4 separate regions of the Homo sapiens genome follow, and regions 1, 3 and 4 are each linked to region 2. A link is a contact called in ENCODE Hi-C or POLR2A ChIA-PET data. All regions are on one chromosome and are shown on one strand. The core of a region is the stretch at or near the end of the contact, and the rest is flanking DNA. Distances in the headings are between cores, read along the strand shown.

The links. A loop is a pair of places that touch in the nucleus more often than their neighbours do. ChIA-PET counts read pairs that join two places held with the same protein, here RNA polymerase II (POLR2A). Pooled maps may share reads with other maps.
Region 1: a loop to region 2 is called in a map of esophagus muscularis mucosa, with 4 times the contacts of the local background. The contact joins two enhancer-like sites. A Hi-C loop is called at or near these places in 1 of 168 maps with a recorded cell type or tissue (esophagus muscularis mucosa), 1 of 37 single-sample maps with no recorded cell type and 8 of 50 pooled maps. POLR2A ChIA-PET finds 5 or more read pairs at or near these places in 1 of 52 experiments (PC-9).
Region 3: a pooled map shows a loop between it and region 2 (8-fold over the local background). The contact joins two enhancer-like sites. A Hi-C loop is called at or near these places in 17 of 37 single-sample maps with no recorded cell type and 6 of 50 pooled maps. POLR2A ChIA-PET finds 5 or more read pairs at or near these places in 2 of 52 experiments (OCI-LY7 and Panc1).
Region 4: a loop to region 2 is called in a pooled map, with 3 times the contacts of the local background. The contact joins two enhancer-like sites. A Hi-C loop is called at or near these places in 1 of 168 maps with a recorded cell type or tissue (PC-3), 1 of 37 single-sample maps with no recorded cell type and 8 of 50 pooled maps. POLR2A ChIA-PET finds 5 or more read pairs at or near these places in 3 of 52 experiments (AG04449, MCF 10A and PC-9).

Annotation. Positions count from the first base shown.
Region 1 is chr7:47,289,913-47,293,155 of GRCh38, reverse strand. It overlaps TNS3 (tensin 3), which reads left to right. Exons shown (of 31, transcript NM_022748.12): 26 at 251-328; 27 at 1,124-1,201. Among named protein-coding and RNA genes, the nearest start is that of SNORD151, 170 kb to the left of the region's middle. RefSeq lists enhancers at 1-93, 1,317-1,676. Within about 2 kb of position 1,580, at least 9 of the 41 ENCODE cell types and tissues checked have a DNase peak (open chromatin) inside an H3K27ac peak, as active enhancers do.
Region 2 is chr7:47,495,145-47,498,291 of GRCh38, reverse strand. The region is part of intron 3 of TNS3 (tensin 3); the gene reads left to right. Among named protein-coding and RNA genes, the nearest start is that of SNORD151, 32 kb to the right of the region's middle. RefSeq lists enhancers at 546-625, 926-1,045. Within about 2 kb of position 1,416, at least 3 of the 41 ENCODE cell types and tissues checked have a DNase peak (open chromatin) inside an H3K27ac peak, as active enhancers do.
Region 3 is chr7:47,718,770-47,722,081 of GRCh38, reverse strand. No RefSeq gene overlaps it. Among named protein-coding and RNA genes, the nearest start is that of LINC00525, 41 kb to the left of the region's middle. Within about 2 kb of position 1,586, at least 3 of the 41 ENCODE cell types and tissues checked have a DNase peak (open chromatin) inside an H3K27ac peak, as active enhancers do.
Region 4 is chr7:47,265,663-47,268,799 of GRCh38, reverse strand. No RefSeq gene overlaps it. Among named protein-coding and RNA genes, the nearest start is that of SNORD151, 200 kb to the left of the region's middle. Within about 2 kb of position 1,804, at least 10 of the 41 ENCODE cell types and tissues checked have a DNase peak (open chromatin) inside an H3K27ac peak, as active enhancers do.

The sequences.
Region 1 (3,243 bases), core at 331-2,830, 210 kb after region 2:
ATATAATTTGGTAATGATGTGTCTATGATAAGAATGATAAACAGTTCCATTTACTTACCTCTCAACTATCTTGTGGAACTTTATACTTCTTTGAAGTTTTACACAAAGCTGCACACTAATCTAACATACCAGTTGCTAAAAAGATAAGGGCTCAGCCTTTGCATCCGTTTCATTCCAGCTGATAAATTGGCTGAGCACACAACATCTACAGCAGTTGTTGACTCTTGTTTGCTGTCTGTCCACTTTGCAGGGAGCCTGACGGCCTTGGTGTGCCAGCATTCCATCACGCCCTTGGCCTTGCCGTGCAAGCTGCTTATCCCAGAGAGAGGTAAGGGGTCCTCAGTGCTAGTCAGGCTCTGTGTAGATTGTCTGCAGTCAAGGCCACCGGTTTTAGAGATCCATGAAGATCCACTGAGAAAAATAATAAGACTGGAAGTTTTTTCGTATTCTCTTGGTTGAACCCAAGAAAAGGCCAATGAGTTCATCCAAATTAAGGAGAGAAGAGGAGATTCTACTTCACTGACAGCTCCCAGATAGCTTTACATCATGGATTTTGATGAAAGATTTCTATAGAGCAAAGATTCTGTAGTTTAAAAATATAAAACCCTCAGACAAAGAAGGCTTCAGGGTCATTGACATTTAATTTTTACGTTTCTACGGAATGGGCAAAATGTTGATGTTGTTGAACTTAGATGATGGATGCACTGTTCTTTTTACTTTTATGTTTGTTAAACAATATCCATAATGAAATTAAATAACACCCACAGCATGTCAGGGCGATGTGACCGTATGTCCCACTTTCCTAAGCAGTCACAACTTCACATAAAAATGGTCTAACTTAATATATAGGTAAATGTGATTTACTTTTCAAAGTGTCATTGTTCATATGACTAATTCGGTGATTAGAAAAATATTTTGTTAGGCCTTGTCATCTCTACTTTTATTCAGAATGTGATCATGGTTTCTATGGGCCAAATTATTGTCCCAAAGAGAAACTCTTGACTCTGCAAAACCATTGCATGTCACCATCTGGGAATTCTGTCATCAAATTGTCTAACTTTGTCATGAGGATTCTTGGTCAGGAGCAGGACTCATTTCTGTATTTTCTTGCCCCTTCCTACAGATCCATTGGAGGAAATAGCAGAAAGTTCTCCCCAGACGGCAGCCAATTCAGCAGCTGAGCTGTTGAAGCAGGGGGCAGGTCAGTAAATGCAGCTCCATTTCTACATCTGGTGACTGGGGAGAAAAAGGACTCACTGACACAACTTCCTTTTGCACTTCAGTATTCAGGTTTCCTTTCTTTTCTGTGAGCCTTGAAGGAGGTTTCCTTTTATAGAAGCTTGCACAGAGCTGGGTGGGGTGCAGTTGTTGGGACATCAGCAAGGCCTTCATGGGCCGGTCTAACTCAAGCAAGACTAAATTCAGTGGAATAAATGTCAAGCCCTGGATTTAGTTTGGGGGAAAATATAGTAAGACAGGATGTGGGTGATCTGTCTCGGCAACTGTAAATGTAAAAATGTTCCAGAGACATGACTCAACAAGTCACTTGACATGAGTCAATGATTTGACCCACACTGCCAGCAACCCCAGTGAGACATACAACACCCAAGAACCAGCTCGCCAGACAGAGCAGGTCACTTAAAAAAATTATTCATAGAGTTTCTTTTTTAGAGCAGTGACAGATTCACAGCAAAATGGAGAAGAAGGTACAGAGATACACCATATACACGCATAGCCTCCCCGCTGTCAACATCCCCCAGCAAAGTGATGCACATGTTATGGTTGATGAACCTGCATTAACACAGCCTCGTCACCTGAGTCCCTAGTTTAGGGACTTGATATTTAGGTTCACCTTGATGTCATGCATTCTACAGGTTTGGACAAATGCATAATGACAGGTAATCACCGTTACAGTATCATAGTGAATAGTTTTATTGCCCTAAAAATCCTCTGTGCCTTTTCTGTTCGTTCTCCCTCCCCCACCAACCCCAAGCAACCACTCATATTTTTATTGTCTCCATATTTTCAACTTTTCCAGTATTGTCATATAGTTGAAACCATACAGTTCATAGCCTTTTGAGGTTGGCTCCTTTCACTTAGTCATATGCATTTAAGTTTCCTCCATGTGTTTTTATGGCTTGATAGCTCATTTTTTTTTAGCAGCAAATATTTCCTTGTCTGGGTGTATCAGTTTAGTAACCCATTCACCTACTAAAGGACATTGTGGGTGCTTTCAGGTTTTGGCAGTAATGAATAATGCTGCTCTAAACACCCATGTGCAGGTTTTTGAGTGGATATAAGTTTTCAACTCCTGTGCGTAGATACCAAGGAGCGCATTCCTGGATTGTATGGTAAGAGTGTGTTTGGTTTTATAAGGTACAGGCAAACTGTCTTCCAATGTGGCTGTCCCATTTTGCATTCCCACTAGCAATGAATGTGAGTTCTTGTTGCCCCACATCCTCTCCAGAATTTGGTGTTGCCAGTGTTCTGGAATGTGGCCTTTCTAATAGTAGCGTAGTGGTATCTCATTGTTTCTGATGACTTATGATGTGTAGCACCTTTTCATATGCTTATTTACCATCTGTATATCTTCTTTGGTGAGGTGTCCATAAAGGCCTTTGGCTTGTTTGTTTAATTGGGTTTTGTTTTCTTATTGTTAAATTTTGGGAATTCTTGGTGTATTTTAGACACTAGTCCTTTACCTGATAGGCCTTTTGAAAATATTTTCTTCCATTTCATGGCTTGCCTTTTCATTCTTCTACAGAGCAGAAGTTTTTAATTTTAATAAAATCCAGCTTATTGATTTCCTGTTTTATGGATTGTGACTTTGGTATTGTATCTTAAAAGTCACCACCAAACCCAAGGCCAGCTAGATTTTATAGTTTCAAATTTTACCTTTAAGTCTGTGATCCGTTTTAAGTTAATTTTTGTGAAGGAAGTAAGGTCTGTGTCTTGATTCATTTTTTATTTTTTTGCCTGCAGATGTACAGTTGCTTCTGTACCACCAGTTGAAAAATCTGTCTTTTCACAGTTGTATTCCCTTTGCTCTTTTGTCTAAGATCAGTTAACTATATTCATGTGGGTCTACTTTCGAGTTCTTTAATTGACCTATTTGTTCTTTCACCAATATCACATTTTCTTGATTGCTTTAGCTTTATAGTAATCCTGGAAGTCAAATAATGTCAGTCCTCCAACTTTGCTCTTCTCTTTCAATATTGTGTTTGCTATTTTTGATCTTTTGCC
Region 2 (3,147 bases), core at 167-2,666:
AACTTTCCATGGCACTGTGGTTACATGGGAGGGTAGGAGGCTGTTGGCAAGGGCACCCCGTGCCTGCAAGTGTGTTTTATTGATTAAACTAGGGCTTTCGAGGTGCCCTGGAAATCTTCTTCTGAACCCCACCTCTGTGTCTTTTGACCAGTTCTAACCTGAGAAAGAAGCTCTCCCTGCAGAACCTCCATTACTTGAGAAATAATTTGGACAAGCGTGCTGTTGGTTAAGGTTCACTCCCCACCTCCACCCTGCGGGATGTTGTTGGGTGTCTGTTTACCAGGGGTGTCACGGAGGAGAGAAGGGGCCAGCTGACCTCATGCAGCCAGGCTCTGATGACAGAGTGGGACACCCAGAGAAGATGAGGCCCCTGAATTCAAAACAGATGCCACTTTCATGGTGACAGTAATGAATGTTTGAGTGACTGCCCTGACTGGGTCAGATAGACCAGGGTGGGGAGCCCGGTCCTGGAGGGAGCCCCATATAGCTCGAGGGGCAGGGGACAGAGCAGCAAGGCCAGGCATCCATGGGCACACGTCGCTCCAGTGTAAACAAAAACAAAAGAAAAGAGCACGCGGTGAACATTTCCTGCTCTGTGTGTGTGTGTGTGTGTGTGTGTGTGTGTGTGTTCCATACGTGAAACTCTGTACTAGGCGAATACTTATTTTCTCTTGCCTGGCCTCTTTGGGAGAACAGAAGTACAAAATGGAAATTTGCATGTGTAGCTCTCAGAAGCAGCTTCTGAAACTTTGAGGACTCATAAAAGAGAAGAATGAATAACAGACCTGGGTCTGGATCCTGACTCTGCTTTGTCTTACCCATGTGACCTTGGGCTTCAGTTTCTTCCTCTATAAAACAGGAATTAACCCCTACTAAGAGGACTGCGGAGAACTGAATTCAACAGCTCCCCAAGCACAGGGCCTGGTGGCTTCTGCAGGAGTGCTCTTTTCCCCTTTTAATACCTTAATCTGCATCATTGTATTAGGAATCACTGTAGATGTCTACAGTGTCAGTTGCTGGAAACTACTCTTTCTGCAGTTGTGGTACTGACGCTAGTAGATTTATTTCATGAAATGTTGCCTACCGCTAGCATAAATCACTATGCATTTTATTTATTAACTGTTAAATGACAAGAAAGTATATATATTTTCTAAATTTTCTTCTGAGAATGGGGTCTGCTCTTTTAAGCAAACAAATTCCATTTAGTGGGCTTAATTAGTGCCTCAGACTTAGCCTGAGGCCCACCTGAAAGTGGTTCCATATGGCTAATGGCAGAGCCGTGGGCTTAATATTTTCTGACACTGGAATCCAAGTGCCTCTTGCTCGATGCTGCCTTGGTTCTGGCCAGCTCTGTGACCTTTCCCCTGACTGGCTGCCCTTCTTTCTACTCCCCCCAGCCTCCTGCATTTGCACAGGCTCACCCTGCCTTGGCTCACCCCACAGAGGACTTCCGTAGTCCTGGCCCACATCGCTGCAGCCAGGGTATCTGGGCCTAGGGCAGAGCTGGGTGCTGCAGGTGTCCCTGCCTGCTTGGTCTTGGACTTCTGATGTGATTTCCCACAAGCCCCTGACGAGCAGGTACAGATGCATCCCCAGCCCTCCGCCTCTCTCACCTGTGCCTGGCGTTCTGTACTGCGTGTGCGTGGACTCTCCCACTCAGACTCTGTTTGCGTTGGCCACCATCGCTTTTACTCCCGCTTCTCTTGAAACACGTTCTGGCCGGTGGTGTGCAGATGAGGGTTTATACCCTGCTGGGGGTGCAGCGGGCTGATTGGCAGCCTCTGCTGATTCCCCTGGTGAAAATACCTCACCTCCCCCCGCCTGCTTCCAAGCTACCAGCCTGACATTAATCAGCTTGAAACACTCCTGAAAATGCCATTTGGCTCCAGCACCTCCTGCCCATCAGCTCTGGTCACAGGGGAAACGTCCCTCCTTCCACACATGTGGCCCCAGGTGCTCTTTCTGCTGACTCTGGCTGCCATCTGCAGGAGCCCTTGGCCCCTTTCTAGAAGACCCCAAACTCTGTATTCCCCTGTGTGAGCTCACATCCTGTTCAGTGATGTCCTTTTTTGACGTGCTTATCTTACTACCCCTTTTTTCAGACCACCATTCAGTTTTTGAACTGCTCAGAGTCTATAATGTATGCTTCCTCCCATTATCCTGTCACCCCTCCTCCAGGCTCACTGGGGTCCTCTCCTCTCCTCAATCCAGGGCCTCTTCACCTCTGGGCTTCTGGGCTGGGTGGCATCGGGGCCTCTCCCCAGCCCTGTGGCACCGTGTGCTCCTTCTGGATCACAGCTCTTCCTCTCTGACCCTGCCTCTGGCTCTGTCCAGGTTAGAAATCCACTTGTCATAATGTGTGTGGTTTCGTCCACTGCTCTCCTGAGTGGTCTGTCCTTACCCCTTCCCTCTGCCGAGATGGAGGAGGAAGGTGTGCTGCAGTTGGGGAGCTGCAGAACGGCCTGTTCTCTTTCAATGTTTAGACACCATATGCAGTGCATCTTTTTAAAATTTCTACTACAGTCATTCTTCCACATGGATGCCACCCACCCTGGCATCTAGCAATGTCATCTCTGCAGAAGCTTATCTCCGGGACTTTCTGGCAGTCCTGGGCCCTGGCTCTGGCTGGGAGACTGCATTCTGGCTCTGAGTGTAGGTTCCCAGTGGGATCTTGTTCCTGAGACCTCTCTATGGCCCGTTCAGACTCAGGTCTTCCAGAGCCTGAGTTCAGGCTGGGAGAGGTGTTGGAAGCCCGCCCCTGTTGGGACATAACCATCCCTGTCAGGCTAGGAGAGACCTCTGCAGGCCTCGTCCTCAGGGCGGGGGTCGTGGCCCTGTGCCCACCATACTTCCAGATACCCCACTCTGTCTCGTGCAGCCCCTGCCCCAGACGCTGCCCTCTCATGTTGTCAGCGTGTGTGTCCATGAGTCTCAGCCCCCTAGACCACAGGACAGGCACTTAGTTGATGTGCGGCACTGAAGCCTGTGCTCTCTGGCGACTGCACCAGTGTTGCTGTGCATGCGCCTTCATGCCTCTCATTGAGACATGGCTTCACGTTCCATGGGGAGAAGAACGTTTCTTTTTTTTTTTTTTTTTTTTTGAGACGGAGTCTGGCTCTGTCGCCCAGGCTGGGGTGCAGTGGCGCA
Region 3 (3,312 bases), core at 337-2,836, 220 kb before region 2:
CGAAGTCTGGGGTTGCTGAGCACTGGACTTGTCTGATCTGACATCAGAGTCAAAGCACCAGATGTGCTCCCCAGGAGGTTCTTCCCCCGCAGAAGCACAGACTCCCTACAGACGAAGACCCCCTCGGGCTGGCCAACTTGCGGCCGAGACCTTCCCAGGAGACTCTGACCAGTGGCCAGGGAAAAGGAGAGTTGGGGAGCAAGCAGCCCCATCACAGCCTTTCTGGAAGCAGTACCCCGTGAGAAGGGGCTCGGGGGGACACCTGTCGGCCAGGTAGAGAAGCGCAACAGGGCCATCCTGTTCTGCCCCTTGCTTCCTGCCTCCATGAAGGCCCAAAAACCCATATCTGTGTGTAAATAGGTCATGGGGTGGGGGTGGAACTGCCACTTACTCAGCACTGTCCTATGCCAGGACTGAGCATTCATTCATTCATCATCTCAATCAACACTGAGAGCCTCCTCCATGCCAGTCACTGGGAATACAGTGGGAAGCAAAAACAGGGCCCTGGCCCTACTGAGTTGGGATTCAGTGCTGCACACTTTCACACGAGTCAGAGACATTTCATCCTCACATCATCTCTGTAGAGTGGGCAGCATTAACTCGAAATTAGTAAAGAGATTCAGAGCGTTGGGCACCTTATCCATAGACACAGCATGGTGCAGGCCCCGAGGGTTCTCAACTAAAGGCCGTTTTGCCCACAAAGGGACATTTGGCAATGTGGAAGACATTTTTGGTGTCATAAGTGGATGGTGCCACTGGCATCTGGTGGGTAGAGGCCAAGGATGCTGCTAAACATCCTACGATTCCCAGGACAGGCTCCGTAGCAAAGATTTCTCCAGCTCCAAAGGTCAACAGCACTGAGATGAGGAGACACAGCTGCAGACCTCACTGGAGCTCACTCACCTCCAGTTCTGCTCACGGAGGCCCAGGATCTCCACACCCCAAGACCCTCGCAGGGGGATTGGCTTGTGGCTGCTCTGGATAAAAGGCATGAGAGGAAGTGCGTGTGTCACTTCTGGGCAGAAGTGTAAACATGCGGGTGACAGACCTCCATGGACGTTCCCCCACCATGAAGGTGAAGGTCGCTTTCTCTGGAGCTGGCCAAGCTTGGAGACAGGAGCAGCCTGCAGGGCTCGATTTCTGTACAAGGGACAGCTGCCCTGTGAAGTCACGGGCCCACAGAAGATTTTGCATATGTGAGAAATAAACAAGGACAATGTGAAACCACTGAGATTTAGTAGATGTTTCGTTACCACGGCAGAGCCCAGTCTAACCTGACAAATACACACGCTGGTGAGGACTCATGCCAACATTCAAGGCCAAGCTTCAGCCTCAGCCTCCTCACCTGCCAAAGGCATGTTGTGAGGGTCCAGTGAGATAAAGCATGTGGAGCACTCAGGATGGGAAGACAAGCCTCAAAGCCCAGGCCCTGGGCATGCTGCAGGCAGGTGGCCAGTGTCCTGGCCATCATCACCATCTGCATGCGGGGGAAGAAAGAGAGTGTGAGCTCACAGACAAGAAGGAGGCCAGGTTGTGAGACGGCCAGGCTGGGCCCTGGAGGCGTGGGAAGAAAGCAGCTTCCCCAGCCCTGCGCTGGCCCTGAGCCCTGAGTGCACGTGAAGAATGAGGTCAATCAGCCAGCATCTTCATCTTCCTGCAATGCTGCATGAATGAAAGAAATGAATTTCAAATGACTTGGACCAGTATCTAATTATTATGATTTATTAACACCAAGTACATAAAGCAGCCCCTGGACATGACATTCCCCATTCCCCCCGTGAGTCTGGGAGCCTGGCGAGCCTCCTGCTGCACCCTGAGCAATTCTTTTCATTATCAGCATTATTATTATTTATAGCAGCCCAGCCACCAGGAAGCAGGGCAATCACCAATCTCCATAAAGTTCGCAGCAAGTTCAAGGATCGGCCAGGAGGCCTTGAGGGCAGCTATGAAAATCAGAAAACAGCTTGGCAGCTGGGGAAAGGGGACCCCAGTGGCCTGAACGTCTCCAGAAGTTTTGGCCTGTCTGATCTAAGAGGCTCACTGACAGAAAGGTGAGCTGGTACAACTTCTGCACCTTCTCTTTCTTAAAAAAAAAATGTGGTAAAATACACTTAACATAAAATTTACCATTTTAACCATTGTAAGCGTACAATACAGTTCAGTGATATCTAAACACATTCACGTTATTGTGCAATCATCACCACGCTTCATCTCCAGAATGTTTTCGTTGTGCAAAATTGAAAGTCTGTCCCCATTCGACACAAACTCTCCATTCTGCGTCCCTCTAGCCCCTGGCAGCCACCACGCTACTTTCTGTCTCTATGAATTTGACCACTCTACATCTGTCACATGAATTTAGCTATTCTAGGTCCCTATTCTGGGTTCCTTAAATATCATGCAGTATCTGTCCTTTTGTGCCTGGCTATTTCCTATTTCCTGTAGCAGAATGTCCTCAAAGTTCATCCGTGTCATAGCATGTGACAGAATTCCCTTTCTTTTCAAAGGTGAATAACACTCCATTGTATGCATATACTACATTTTGCTTATCTATTCATCTGCTGGAGGACATTTGGGCTGTTTCTCCTTTGGCTACTGTGGATAATGCTGCCATGAACACAGGTATGCAAGTATCTGCTTGAGTCCCTGATTTCAATTCTTTTGCATGTATATCCAGCATGGACTCACAAGATCATATGGTAATTCTAGTTTTCATATTTTGAGAAGCTTCCATACTGTTTTCCACAGTGGACACACTATTTCATGTTCCCTGCCCCCCAACACAAGGGCTCCAATCTCTCACCACTTCTACGCCTTACTATTAGGACCTTTCGGTGATCACTATGACTGCTGGAATTCGCCATTATGGAGTACTTAACAGTGTACCCAGAACTTCCACATTCTCTCCAACTCCAAAGGTTGAGGGCGATGCTAAGCTCGTAGGAGCTTTGGAATACAATCATAGTAACACTTTCTCAGATTCAAGAAGCCGCATGTGTTCTCTAAACTTCATTCTGAATGGAGGTTGGTCAACAATGCTACATGAAGACAACATGTAATGCTTAATCACAGAGGAAGATGTGCAAATGTAAATGCTGTCATACTTGTCTATATAATAAACAGAAACCATACTCTCATCAGACACATTTCTTTGCTCAGCATATTACCTTCTCCTTCTCCCTCTGGGTTGGAAGTCACTGGCAGGATTTGAAGAGACGAATCCTGAAGAGATGTAAGGTATCTTGGTTAACTGGTGGGTTTTGGAAGCAGTGCAATCCAGCCCTGTGCCCCTAGGTGAGGCACCTTTTCCCTCAG
Region 4 (3,137 bases), core at 555-3,054, 230 kb after region 2:
ACAGACTAAGACAAATGACTAGACAACAAGTCAGAAAGGATGCAGAAGAACTGAACAACACAAGCAACCAACAGAATCTAATTGGTATGTAGAATGCTCCACAGAATAGTAGAATTATGCATTTTTTAAGCACTCATGGAATACTCACCAAGATAGGTCATGTTCTCAGCCACGAAAAAAATCTCAACAAATTTTAAAAAATGGATATCATCCAGAGCATGTTCTCTGATCATAATGGAATAAAAGTTAAATTTAATAATAATAAGATTAACAATTTCTCATTACTTAGAAATTAAACAACACTCTTCTAAATAACCCATCAAAGAAGTCTCAAAAATAATTTTTTTAAAACATAGAACAGAATGAATTCTGTAGAAAATAAAACATATCACAATCCATGGGATGCAGCTAATGTAGTGCTGAGAGGGAAATTTATAGCACTAAATGCTTACACTAGAAATGAGGAAAGGTCTCAAATCAGTAACAGATGTGGCTTGGGTTGGGTTGGAGCAGTGAGTTTCAGCATCTCTCCCTGCCTTCTGCAGCCTGATTGACTCAGCCCATAGTACTAGAAGCACTGTGATCTTTTGGTGTTGCATGGTGCCTCAGGCAGACCTATTCTTAAGTACATGTAAGGCACCTCTTGAGGAGGCCCTGAGATACCTGGGGCCCACTTTAAAAGGACTGAGTTGAGACCTGGTGGTCTAGGTGTTATCAGTGGCTACACTCAACAACACGGATGAAACTTAGACATAACCACAGGCCAAAAAAGCCAGACCTGTCATAGAGTACTTATTATCAAATTTCATTTATATGGATATCACAATCAGACAAAACTAACCTGTGGCAGTAGAGGGCAGGATGGCAGTTCTTGGGGAGGAAAGAGACAGTGCTGTTTGGGAGGGAATATTAGAGGGGCTTTTGAGGCACTGATGCTGTTCTGTTTTTTTTTTTTTTTTTTTTTTTTCATTTGGGTGTATTCACTGTGAAAATTAATGGAGCTTTTTCCTTATTATTTGTGTACTTTCCTCTATGTCTAACTTCCAAGTTTATTATTATTTTATAAGTTAACGTGGCTTCATTTTTTTCCCCTAAAGGCTGATGAAGTTGCAGGCATTCAGTTTTCACTGGGAATGTCCTCCAGACGGATGTGTAAGAAGGCCAGGGTCAGGCTTCAGGAGCACCTAGGCAGGTTCACACTTGACACCTGTCACTCGTCACTCACCCGCCAGCCCACTGCCTGGTCAACGTAAGGCTGTCTCCTTGCGGAGACTGGCTCAGCACTGAAGTAATGGAGCTGTCTTTCTGTCTGTCTGGCTTGTGGTTTAGAGCAGGAAAGATGGAGGTGAGGAAAATGTCAATCAAACTGTCTCTTTTGCAAAGAACAGAGCAAGCCCTGCCACGTGCTTGGGTCAGAGTAGAATGAATATGGAGAAGTGCCTCCTCCTTGGGGAGATTCTGCATGGTTTCCCAGGCCGTATCGACTCTCCTGGATTCCTGTGCCACATTCAGCCGATTAGGACAGCACAGCAGACATTGGTTGAGTGCCTACTGCTTGCAGAACGCAATGTCTGCACTTCCCATGTTAGCTATGGTTTATGTATTCAAGCTTCCCTCTACTGAAGAAAGCCCAAGGAATGTCCAACCCAGGAACAAACCAGAGTGGTCATGGGTCAAAGCATCCTTCCTGCCATCTGGGCCAAGATATAGGACTCAAAGCTTAAGTCACGTGAACCACCCTGTGTGTCATGAGTTGATAAGTCTATAAACAGCCTCGCCCTGGCGCCATGAGGGGTGGCTTATGATTAACTTGTTAGAGCTGCAATGGCAGCTCCACACTGAAGGGCTCAAGAAGAGTGAGGTGACCTTAGCTGCCTGGAAATGAGCTGTTGAAGGCGGCTGAGGTTCTCCCTGACAGGAGGGGCCCTGCTGACGGGACGTTTCTTCTCCAGGGGTCACATAGCAGCTGGCCCATCCCCATTTTACAGATCATGAAGGTCAGGGTCAGAAAAGTTTAGTGATTTGGCTATGGTCGGGAGACAGGCAAAGAAAAATATGAAGAATTTTTTCTTCTATGGTCCCCTTTACCCCCTGCTTTTCTCTTTGCTTTAATTTCTTTGTATAGAGGCATCCAGCCAACTAGCACAGAATGTTGCGAAAACTTGGCCCACGGGATTCCAGAGCCTGTGTCCTCTGCTATGGCACGGAGAGGACTTCTGTGCACACACGTCCCCAGTGAGCCATTTCCCCTGAGTGGTTCCCTCTTTCTGCCCTTTGCCCTGCATTTTCACAGAAAGGTTTGAGCTCAATTTACAACCTCAGTGGGCCAGGGACTGTAGTGAATGAAGGGAGTGACTGAGAGCATTGTGGGGCAGTCCTGCCCCCTGGTGGGCAGCGTCACTTACTACAGAAGGCCGTATTTTAAAACTTTATTTGCAAAGATGAGGGCTGCATATGTTAGTGGCTAGGTTCAAAATGGAAAGCTAGTGAAATGGAAAATTTAGTGGTTAGAAATGTGGATGCTGGAGCCACGTTGCCTGGCTTCAAATCTTGGCTCTGCCTTGTATACACTCTAGTACAATGACAAGTTATTTAGCTTCTCCCATTTGTCAAATGGGAAAAGCAATCAGGCTTACATGCCAAGATTGTGGTGAGAATCAGATGAGTTAGTACACATTAAGTGATTCAGATGTTGCCTGGCAAGGAATCTTCACTAAATAATATCTAGATAGAGTTACCTTTAAAAATTATTGAATAGGATTTTCTGTAATCCCCATGAAGTCATTTGACAGGATTTGTGGATGTTCAGCATCTCAAACTGTGAAACATTGAGACCCATTTCCCATATGACTAGTTTATCCTCTGTAATAGTGATCACACAGGACAGGGGTTGGTAAGCTTTTCAAAGGGTCAAGGTGAACTCCTCGTACTGCTGGGGCCGAGGCTGCCCCCATCTTCACGTGACTGATGCATTGGTCTGGGGGTCTCCCGTCTCAGTGCACATAACAGCTCACATCATCACTATGGTAAGTTCCTTCAGGCAGGACAGTGCAGACCCTTCTCCCTTTCCTACTATGCAACTTCCTCACCCCCCTTTGTGCTCCCCACCCACATTTCAGCCATCTTTACCATCTGTC